Linked DNA regions of Homo sapiens: region 2 is linked to region 1. The links are chromatin loops, found by intact Hi-C in ENCODE. Cell type or tissue: heart right ventricle. All regions are shown on one strand. Each heading gives the region's core, and the rest is flanking DNA. Links, peaks and the distances in the headings are about the cores only. Region 1 overlaps ACTR3 (actin related protein 3). Region 2 overlaps SLC35F5 (solute carrier family 35 member F5).

The links. A loop is a pair of places that touch in the nucleus more often than their neighbours do. Peaks named below come from ENCODE experiments on the same cell type or tissue, not always from the same donor. Only the 100,000 strongest peaks of a DNase experiment are listed, where the experiment ranks them.
Region 2: a loop joins it to region 1, with 2.8 times the contacts of the local background. A loop is called at or near these places in 23 of 110 quality-filtered maps.

Annotation. Positions count from the first base shown.
Region 1 is chr2:113,941,910-113,947,299 of GRCh38, reverse strand. ACTR3 (actin related protein 3) reads right to left here. Exons shown (of 12, transcript NM_005721.5): 8 at 4,941-5,114. Among named protein-coding and RNA genes, the nearest start is that of LINC01191, 35 kb to the left of the region's middle. In heart right ventricle, for the core only: no CTCF peak of the experiment used is centred there; no DNase peak of the experiment used is centred there.
Region 2 is chr2:113,748,208-113,753,597 of GRCh38, reverse strand. It overlaps SLC35F5 (solute carrier family 35 member F5), which reads left to right. Exons shown (of 16, transcript NM_025181.5): 4 at 3,030-3,173. Among named protein-coding and RNA genes, the nearest start is that of SLC35F5, 5.7 kb to the left of the region's middle. In heart right ventricle, for the core only: no CTCF peak of the experiment used is centred there; a DNase peak (open chromatin) is centred at 2,648.

The DNA.
Region 1 (5,390 bases), core at 328-5,327:
TCATCTCCTATATCCCATGCTATTATCCATCGTGTGGTCATGATCCTATTCATGCAGGACATTTGCTCAGGATCTTCTGCAATTTTCTAATTCCTGTCCCCAACTTGGAGCTTTAATATTCTTCTCTAAGATTTCAATTTCAAGTTAATTGATGTGCCTTAAATGAAATGAGGTCTGACACACTTCTATTAATCTACTCACATATAAATGGCCCATACAAAAATCTGTCCTAACTTCCAGCTACATGTGGTTATCTCTCCCGTCTCTTGACTCTCCGCTAAAATGACAGCAAGAGAATTAAAAGGAAAGGTAAATGACCAAGGATGAATCAGGGGGCAAAAAAACAATGAATACAATATTTCAATCCTGTTTGGAAAAGAAACTGTTAAAATCCTCTATATAGAATGAGACCCACCCTCCTCGGTTCCCTTCCAGACCGTGTATAACAAGAAAGTTAATTCAAACCCCAATAAATAAATGAATGAATAAATGACTGTACAAACAAAATGAAGCAAATTATACCATTCTGGACACGGGTATGGGCAAAGATTCCATGATGAAGATGGCAAAAGCAAAAAATGACAAATGGGATCTAATTAAAGAGCTTCTGCACAGCAAAAGAAACTATCAGCAGAGTAAACAGACAACCTACAGAATGGGAGAAAATCTTTGCAAATTACACATCTGACAAAGGTCTAATATCCAGCATCTATAAGGAACTTAAATAAATATACAAGGAAAAAACAACTCCATTAAAAAGTGGGCAAAGGACATGAACAATTTTCAAAAGAAGACATATATGTGGCCAAAAATCTTAAGAAAAAAAGCTCAACGTCACTGATCATTAGAGAAATGTAAATCAAACCCACAATGAGATACCATCTCATACCAGTCAGAATGGCTATTATTAAAAACTCAAAAAATATTCTCACACCATCCCTCCTAAAAAATGAAGGAAAGAGAAAATATTTTTAAAAAATAAATACAATTTAAAAAGAAAAAAAAAGGTGCTGGCAAAGCTGGAAAGAAAAAGAAACGCTTATACTCTCTTGGTGTATATTAGGTGTAAATTAGTTCAACCATTGTGGAAAACAGTGTGGCAATTCCTCAAGAACCTAAAACATAAATATTCAACCCAGCAATCCCACATACCCAAAGGAGTATAAATTGTTCTATCATAAAGGCACATGCATATGTATGTTCACTGCAGCACTTCACAAAAATAAAGACATGGAATCAACCTAAATGCCCATCAATGGTAGACTGGATAAAGAAAATGTGGTACATATACACCATGGAATACTATGCAGCTATAAAAAAGAATGAGGTCATGTTCTTTGCAGGAACATGCATGGAGCTGGGGGCCATTATCCTCAGCAAACCAGTGCAAGAACAGAAAACCAATTACTGCATGTTCTCACTTTTAAGTGGAAGCTAAATGATAAGTAAACATGTACATACGGAGGGAAACAACAGACACTGGGGCCTATCGGAGGGTGGAGAGTGGGAAGAGGGAGAGGATCAGGAAACATAGCTAACGGATACTAGACTTAATAATACCTGGGGACAAAACAATCTGTACAACCTCCATGACAAAAGTTTACCTATATAAAAACCTGTACATGTACCCCTGAACTTAAAGTTAAAAAAAAAGAAAATGAAGCAAATGAATAAACAAGGTGAAAGTGTAGGAAAAGCTGAATTTTAAGGGAAAAGAATCACATTACACTACTTGCCTCAAAAGTGAACAACAGTCTCAGGTATAATACTATAAATATTACAATACTATTGATTTACCTAATAACAATAACCTAACATGTTGGCAGGCTGGAAGAAAAGAGAGTCTAGAAAGAACTAATCTGAAAGGAGGCTAGCATTTAAACCACTAACAGTGACATATCAAGAAACAGCTCCATCCATGTTCCTGCAATACCATCACAGTATTTAGAAATCTGGGGGTTACTACCAAGAGCAATAACTAAAAGCTAGTGGATGCTCTATAGAACACAATGGCAGCAGGAGGGTGAAGAGCTGCTAATTTTAAGTCTGTCAGTGTTATTTGACCTTTAAAATTGTGTGTATACATCCTCTTAATCTTTATGTTTTGATAAAGTGCAAAGAAAATGTACCACCAAAAACCTTCACACTCCAGTATACTAGTCTGACCACAATTCCTTATCCTTCTCATGCTCACTCCTCTGCTACCAATTCACAATTATTATGTGTCATTTCATCATGATCTCCAATACCTGTACCCTCACTATCCCTAGGTAATTCAGCTTTCAGGACTTGCTCTCTCCTCTATGCTGTAATACTTTAATCTCTGCTTTATCAAAACCTTTTCCTCCTTTCCCACAACTGTCTGGGGGAGGCGAGAGGACACTATTGCACAACTAAAAGTTTTGGGTATCTAACCTGCTACCTTGAGTAAAGAATGGATGCCCCATACTATTAATATGTACTCACTAGTCACCCTCTCAATTCCCCTCAACAGTAAATATGAAAGTCATTATTCTTCACAAGCCCTCAATTTTTTTTGAAATGAAGTCTCGCTCTGTCGCCCAGGCTGGAGTGCAGTGGCGTGATCTCGGCTCACTGCAAGCTCCACCTCCTGGGTTCACGCCATTCTCCTGCCTCAGCCTCGCGAGTAGCTGGGACTACAGGCGCCCACCACCACGCCCAGCTAATTTTTTTTTTTTTTTTTTTTTTTTTTTTAGTAGAGACGGGGTTTCACCATATTAGCCAGGATGGTCTCGATCTCCTGACCTCGTGATCTGCCCGCTTCGGCCTCAATTTTAGTCCAGTCCCTTCTCCCAAAACATAAGCTTGATTCCACCTCATAAAAAAATTAAAACTATGAACTATGATGATGAACTTCTTCAACTACCTACCTGTGCTTCTGCCCTTCCTAGTTCATTTTCCTGTACCTATACTTAATTCCTTCCCTCCTGTAACTGGAGTAAGCCCTCTTAAAAATTTAAAACTATCTTGAGCCTTATTCTTGCAACTGAATTCTTACTCGTCCACTGTCTTTTTCTTTCATAGCCATCTCTCAGAATGTCCAGACTGCTGATTTCCAAACCTTCACCTCTCACTGAGATAAGTAACAAGCTGCTCTAACGTATCACTCCATTGAAACGCCTCCCCTATGATCATCAATAACCTAGATGCTGAAAAACTCCAAGTACTTCTAAGGTTTCCTCTAATGTTACTTCACTGCAGCAACTGGCACTATTTACCCTCCCTTCTTGAAACATTCACTTCTCTCAATTTTATGACCATAATCCTTTAGCTTGGCTTCTACCTCTCTGTCATCTTCAGTATTCTTTGCAGGCTCTACTTACTCAGCCTGTCCACGTGTCTGTGTTCACGAAGGCCCTATTCTTCACCTTTCTACTCCACAGCCCCTTCTCAGCCAACCTCTTCCTTTGTGCCCCACAAAGGGTGATGACTTTACAACACCCAAGTGTTTGTTTTTGAACCTTTTAAAAGATGCATATAATAAACTCATCTTTGTCTATTTCACCTACTCCTCCCCTTCAGTATTACAAATTTCAGTGGATGGCACACTGGGTTGCCCAAGTTACAAACCTGTGAATTATCACAGATTCCTCATATTCTTACTCCCCTCATATCTAAGCAATTACTGATTATGTTGATTCTATTTTTCTCTCACCTCCTTCCTCATTCTCACTGACCCACAAATACTATTCATCTTTCATCTAAAATACTATAGTAAAATCACCTATTTCCAACACAATTCACACCTCTGTTCCAACCCGTCCAAACCAATGCTGCGAGAGTAACCTTTCTAATATGGTACACAATTATCTTCTATGCTTAAAATTTTTGCATGACTACAGAATCTAGCTAACTCCCTTGCATAACATATCTGCCCTTCAAGACTGGGTCCATGAATACCTATCTGGATCCCTCTCCTACCAATCTGTCCTCTATACTTTTCTTTCCAGCACTCTCATGTCTAAGACCTCTGCCTAGCTAACCTTCTGACAAAAATACATATACTCCCCTACCACACATGACTGACAAACACCCATTCATCCTTTAAGTCTCAGTTCAACCATTATCTCCCCTGAGATGTTCTCCCAAGCAGACTTACATGCTCTTTGTTCCTGTGCCCTCAGCAGATACATACACTCATTAAAGCAACTATAACCTTACGTGTTTAAATACTCATCTCTTTTATTCTTTGAGCTCAGTAAGAGCAAGATAAAATAATTTTTCATCTTTGAATACCCAGTGCTTAAGCTGAGATCATGAAAATTCAAACCATTTAACATTTGCTGAGTGAATAAACAAAATTTTAAAAATAACTATTCTTAACATTAAATAAGCAGAGTAAGTACGTAATATTAGTAATTCTATTAATAAAGTTACAATTCTGATACTAAGTTACCAGAAGAATTTTCCATTATTAAAAGTATGTATTTCTTAATTTAATAAAGCCTTTATGTTGCTAAAACTTCATAGACAGAAGACTATTTTGCTACTAGTTATATATTTTAATGGTTAATTGAAGGTTCTTTGTATAATGGTCATTTTACACAAATAGGGAGGGGGGGAGCTTTCTAGAACCTTTCCCAAAATATTTTATTTCAATTACAAAACTTTACCTGAGTCCATGATGGAGGGAAGAAAAAAAAAATTTAAGGGCTCTCCTCTTTTCATGACCCCCCCATAAGCCACACATATTTTTTAAAAAGTTTTTTCTAAATCTGCAAAAAATAGCAACAATTTTGCTTATTTTAACAAAAGCAAATTTTTTCTTTAAAAAGTTCATAAAATGTTTTATAAACTTTTCATAAAAACTCAAACTTTTAGTGTACTAATAAAAGTTTCTGAGATTAATTCTCTCTGAATATCTATTAATTCATATTTGCTGCTGAATACTTTTAAACAATTCCGTTAAAAAAAATTACCTCTGGATGAAAAAAGATTTCAGGTCCCAAAAATCTCTCATAACCAACATCGATAGAAAACTCTTTCTTTGAGATAGCATTGATTCCAGTATACTGTTTAATCCATTTTGACCCATCTGTATCATACTTGTTAAATTCTTTTACTAAATCTGGGCAGACATAACTATAGCGCTCCTGAAAAACAAAGAAACAAAAGTAACTTTTTTTGCTTATTATAGGAACAGTAAAGAAGAATGGCATGTTTTCAGTAAACTATAATCCAATAAAAAAAAAAAACTCTTCAGAAAATAAAATTAGGAAATTAAGCTGGAAGAAAAATTTGTTAGGATATTATCATATGTGTAGTACAAATAAACATACTCATCTCCTACACATATTTTCTGACTTTAAATATAAACAGTATTTGAGAGACTGGAGAGCTGACTTCTACTATTTCAATGTTATTTCCTG
Region 2 (5,390 bases), core at 221-5,220, 190 kb after region 1:
ACCTTAATTTTTTTAAAGTAAAATATTTTAGTAAGAGGATGTTTTACAATCTCATTATTCAAGAATGTATGTAATGTCTCTACTTCTTCAACCAGTTATGCTCATTAAACTTTGGAGATAGGGCCAGGCGCAGTGGCTCACGCCTGAAATCCCAACACTTTGGGAAGATCAGGTGGGCAGATCACCTGAAGTCAGGAGTTCGAGACCAGCCTGGCCAACATGGTGAAACTCAGTCTCTACTAAATACAAAAATTAGCTGGGTGTGGTGGTGGGTGCCTGTAATCCCAGTTACTCTGGAGGCTGAGGCAGGAGAATCGCTTGAACCTGGGAGGCAGAGGTTGCAGTGAGCTGAGATCATGCCATTGCACTCCAGCTTGGGCAACAAGAGTGAAACTCCTTAGCAAAAAAAAAAAAAAAAAAAAAAAAAAAGAAAAACAAACTTTGGAGATAAAGTGTGTATTTCAAAAAGAAAATCAGTCTTTTTATTATGGTTATTTTCTAACATATACAAAGTAGAATATTATAATGAGTCTCCATGTATTCGTTACTTAGCTTTAGCACTTAACCAAATTTGCCAACCTTATCAACCTCTCCTCAAAACTTTTTTTCCTGGAGCATTTTAAAGCATATTTTAAAGCATATGTCACATGCCATTTCACCCACGATTTCTTTCCTATTTACTTTAAACTGAAAAGGACTTTTAATTTTCTTAAACATAATCACTATGCCATTAACATAGTTAACACAATTAACTGTAATTCCTTAAGATCATCTGATATCCAGTCTATGTTCAGTTTTCTCCAGTCCAGTTTTCTCCGGTGGTGTCAAGCACTTTTTTTTCCCATTAAGTTTGTTAGGATCTAAATGAAGATCACGCATTGCATTTGTGGTATCTTTTACTCCTTAACTGTATCTTCCCTCCTTTTTTTTAATACCATAAATTTGTTGGAGAAACTGGGTCATTTTTCCTATTGGATGTATCACACATTCTGGATTTGGCTGATTGTTTCCTTGGGGTATCATTTAACTTGTTATTTTTCTCTTATTTCTTGTAAAGTGGTAGTTAGGTGTAAAGTCTTGATTTAGGTTTAGTTTTCAGGAAAGAATACTTTGGGGTACTGAGTACTTCCTGTAACATTCCAGCATGACATACATAATGACTGCAAGTCTCACTTTAGATGATGCCAATTTAAGTACTATAAAATTCCTCACCAACTTTTAGGTAATAGTTGAATATCCACGTTTAAGTTGTCTAGATAAAGTATTTCATTAGGGGTTGCAAAATGGTGATTTTTTTTTGAGTTATTCCCTCTGTATTTATTAGCTGGAATTCTTTAAGTCTTTTTAATATGGCCTTATTAATCTTTTTTTTTTTTTTTTGAGATGGGACAGAGTTTTGCTCTTGTCACCCAGGCTGGAGTGCAATGGCACTATCTCGGCTCACTGCAATCTCCGCCTCCCAGGTTCAAGCAATTCTCCTGCCTCAGCCTTCTGAGTAGCTGGGATTATAGGCACCTGCCACCACGCCCAGCTAATTTTTGTATTTTTAGTACAGACTGGGTTTCACTGTGTTGGCCAGGCTGGTCTTGAACTCCTGACCTCAAGTGATCCACCCGCCTTGGCCTTCCAAAGTGTTGGGATTACAGGCGTGAGCCACTGTGCCTGACATCTTATTAATCTTTAACATTTTCTTTCCACCACAAGATGCCCTGGGCCCATCTTGTACATTTTCTGCTCCATACCTGGATTTGGCCATTTATTATAGGAGCCATTGTTTCTTTTTTGGGGACAGAGTCTCACGCTGTTGTCCAGTATGGAATGGTGCAGTGGCATGATCTTGGCTCACTATAACCTCTGACTCCTGGGTTCAAGTGATTCTCCTGCCTCAGCCTCCAGAGTACCTGGGATTACAGGCAGGTGCCCCCATGTACTGCAAATTTTTGTATTTTTTGTAGAGACAGGGTTTCGCCATGTTGGCCAGGCTGGGCTTAAACTCCTGACTTCAAGTGATCCACCCGCCTCGGCCTCCCAAAGTGCTGGGATTATAGGTGTGAGCCACTGTGCCTGGCCAGAGCCATTGTTTCTTTTAGTGTAAAATGGCGTGGACCACCATTTACGTCCTAGAGTTGCACTTTCCTCCTGGATTGTCATTTTTTTCTATGCCTTTTTAGTGGATATAACTAGGAATTTTCTTAGGATATAAAAAATTGTGAGTTTATATTCACAATACACTAAAAACAAACAAACAAACAAAAAAACAGTCTCCCTTGGGAAACGTCCATAACCTTGAAATTTGTCAGTCTCCTTTTGGTGCTCCGTGGCATCCTGAACCCGTCTCTTGTTACTTGGCACATGATGCTGTATTCTCTTCATATATATGTCTCCTCTATTAGATGTTAAGCTCCCCAAGGGCAGGATAACTTCCCTTCCTTCTCTTTTGTTTTTCTTTATGAGATAGGGTCTTTGCTCTGTTGCCCAGGCTGGAGTGCAGTGGCTTGACCATGGCTCACTGCAGCCTCAACCTTTGTGAACTCAGGGGATCCTCCCGCTTCAGCCTCCCAAGTAGCTGGGACTGAGGGTGCACGCCACCACCCTGGCTAATTTTTCTATTTTGCTGCAGAGACGGAGTTTTGCCATGTTGCCCAGGCAGGTCTTGAAATTCTGGGCTCAAGCAATCTTCCTGTCTTGGTCTCCCCACGTGCTGGGATTATTGGCTTGGGCCTCCGCGCCTGGCCCTGTCTTACTTTTCTTTAGCTCCTAGTGTAGGCACTGTTTCGTGGTAGGTCCCAACGAATGGTAAACCCAACTTCTTTTAGCAGCTGTTGCTGCTTTGTTTGGTGGTGCCCTTCTGTGTGCAAGGCCGATACAGTCTTCAGAAATGGATCTAAAATACTTTTGTAATCGCTTTGACTTTTTCTTTCCAAGTGAACTTCTGAAGAGTTAAAAATCATGTAGTGACTTTATTTTGGAGATGAGTAATAAGGTTTAAGGTCATCTCAGAGTTGTCTGTGTAACTTTTTCCTCTACAGTATGTTTTTACCCAGTACAACAAACCATTCTTCAGCACCTTTGCAAAAACATCTATGTTTGTTTTGTACCTTTTGGGCTTTATTATTTGGAAGCCATGGAGACAACAGTGTACAAGAGGACTTCGCGGAAAGCATGCTGCTTTTGTAAGTTTTTAATTTTAACTGTCTGTTAGGAAGGGGGTATAGATACGTTTTTTCAAAGTTTAAAGATGTATTAGTTTCTTTAAGGACGGTCATATTTTAAGTTGTTCAGTTAAGTGAGTGAAGATGATATAAGAAAACCGGCTCTTGTCCAAAATTTTAAATTTATTCTTCTAATTAAGTAGTATCAGAATAGTTTGTGAGAACTCTTACTCCATGACATTTTCTGAGTTGTTAAAAATTCTTGAATTAGCCCAAATCAATTAATGTGGCAATGAAGATGAAAGTAAGGAATAAGAAGAATATCAAGAGTCTGTCATTTGCAGATTGGATGAGTATCCTCTAATTGTTAGGTGGATTCTGGAAACAAAAAAATTCAAAGTTTTATGTATTAAAATGAAAATATCATATTTCCAGACGTATTTTAGATGTTTGGCTAATCAAATTATATTCTTTGATTGATGTAATATAATATAATATGCTCATTCATAGTGTTGAAAGAAATATGAGTTTATATAATGATATATCTTCCTTATAGAAGTAGAAATTTTGAATTATTGAGAATGAAGAATTATAAAACTTTCTTATGTTAATCCTTTTAAAAAATTCTTTATTATGTTAGAATATATATAATGTGAAATACACCATTTTAACTATTTTTAAATGTATAGTAGTGGCATTAAGCGCATTGACTTTGCTCTATAACCATCAGCTCCAGAATTTTTCATCATCCTAGACCGAAAGTCTGTACACAGACTTAAAAATAACCACTATTCATTCTTCCCTCCAAACCCTAGTAACCACTGTATTATTTTCTGTCTCTCTTAATCTTTTTCTTTCGTGTGTATTATTTTTTGTGGGTTAAAATAGTATTGTTTCTTGTCTTATCTAATAAGTACATCCTTTTTAAAATTATTAATTTATTTTTAGAGACAGGGTCTCACTTTGTTGCCCAGGCTGGAGTGCAGTGGTTTAATCACAGTTTGCTGTAACCTTGAATCCTGGGCTCAAGCAGTCTACTTGCCTCAGTCTCTCAAGTAGCTGAGTACGTAGCCATGCAACACCACACCCCACTGATTTTTGTATTTTTTGTAGAGACAGTGTCTCACTATGTTGCTCAGGCTGATCTCAAAGTCTGGCCTCAGGCATTCCACCGTCTTGGCCTCCCAAAGTGCTGGGGTTACAGACCTGAGCCACTGCACCCAGCAGTCAGGGGCTTTCAATAATTGTTTTTTAAAGCTGGGCTTGGTGGCTCATGCCTGTAATCCCAGCATGCTGGGAGGCCGAGGCAGGCAGATCTCTTGAGCCTCAGGAGTTCAAGACCTGCCTGGGCCATAGTGGCTCATGCCTCTTATCCCAGCACTTTGGGAGGCCGAGGGGGCGAATCATGAGGTCAGGAGATCGAGACCATCCTTGGCCAACATGGTGAAACCCCGTCTCTACTAAAAATACAAAAATTAACTGGGCATGGTGGCGCACTCCTGTAGTCCCAGCTGCTCGGGAGGCTGAGGCAGGAGAGTTGCATGGACTTGGGAGTCAGAGGCTGCAGTGAGCTGAGATCGCACCACTGCACTCCAGCCTGGTGACAGTGAAACTCCGTCTCAAAATAAATAAATAAAAAACAATTAAAAACAATTTTTTAAATGTAGGTGAAGCCTGCAAATGTATACTCATGTACACACACAAATTTAACTTACCAAAAATATGAGTATGTATTTTTTTACTTTGCAAAAGTAATACATATACATTGTAGAAATTATATATACATCATAATATCACATGTAGGGATAAATTGTATGTGTATTAGTATAGGTATATTGTTGAAAATTTAGACGCTACAGAGAAACAAAAAGAGGAAAATAAATGCTACCATTCAAGGAATAACCACTGATAATATTTTGACATATATCCTGCCATTCTTTTCATGTGTGTATTTTTTATTTTTTACAAAAATGGAATTGGGCCTGGTGCGGTATCTCATGCCTATTATTCCAGCACTTTAGGAAGCTGAGGTGAGTGGATCACTTGAGGCCAGGAGTTTGAGACCAGCCTGGCTAACATGGTGAAACTCTGTCTCAACTAAAAATACAAAAAATTAGCCAGTCGTGGTGGTGCACTCCTGTAATCCCGGTTAGTCGGGAGGCTGAGGCATGAGAATTGCTTGAAGTCGGGAGGTGAAGGTTACAGTGAGCAGAGACTGAACCACTACACTCCAGTCTG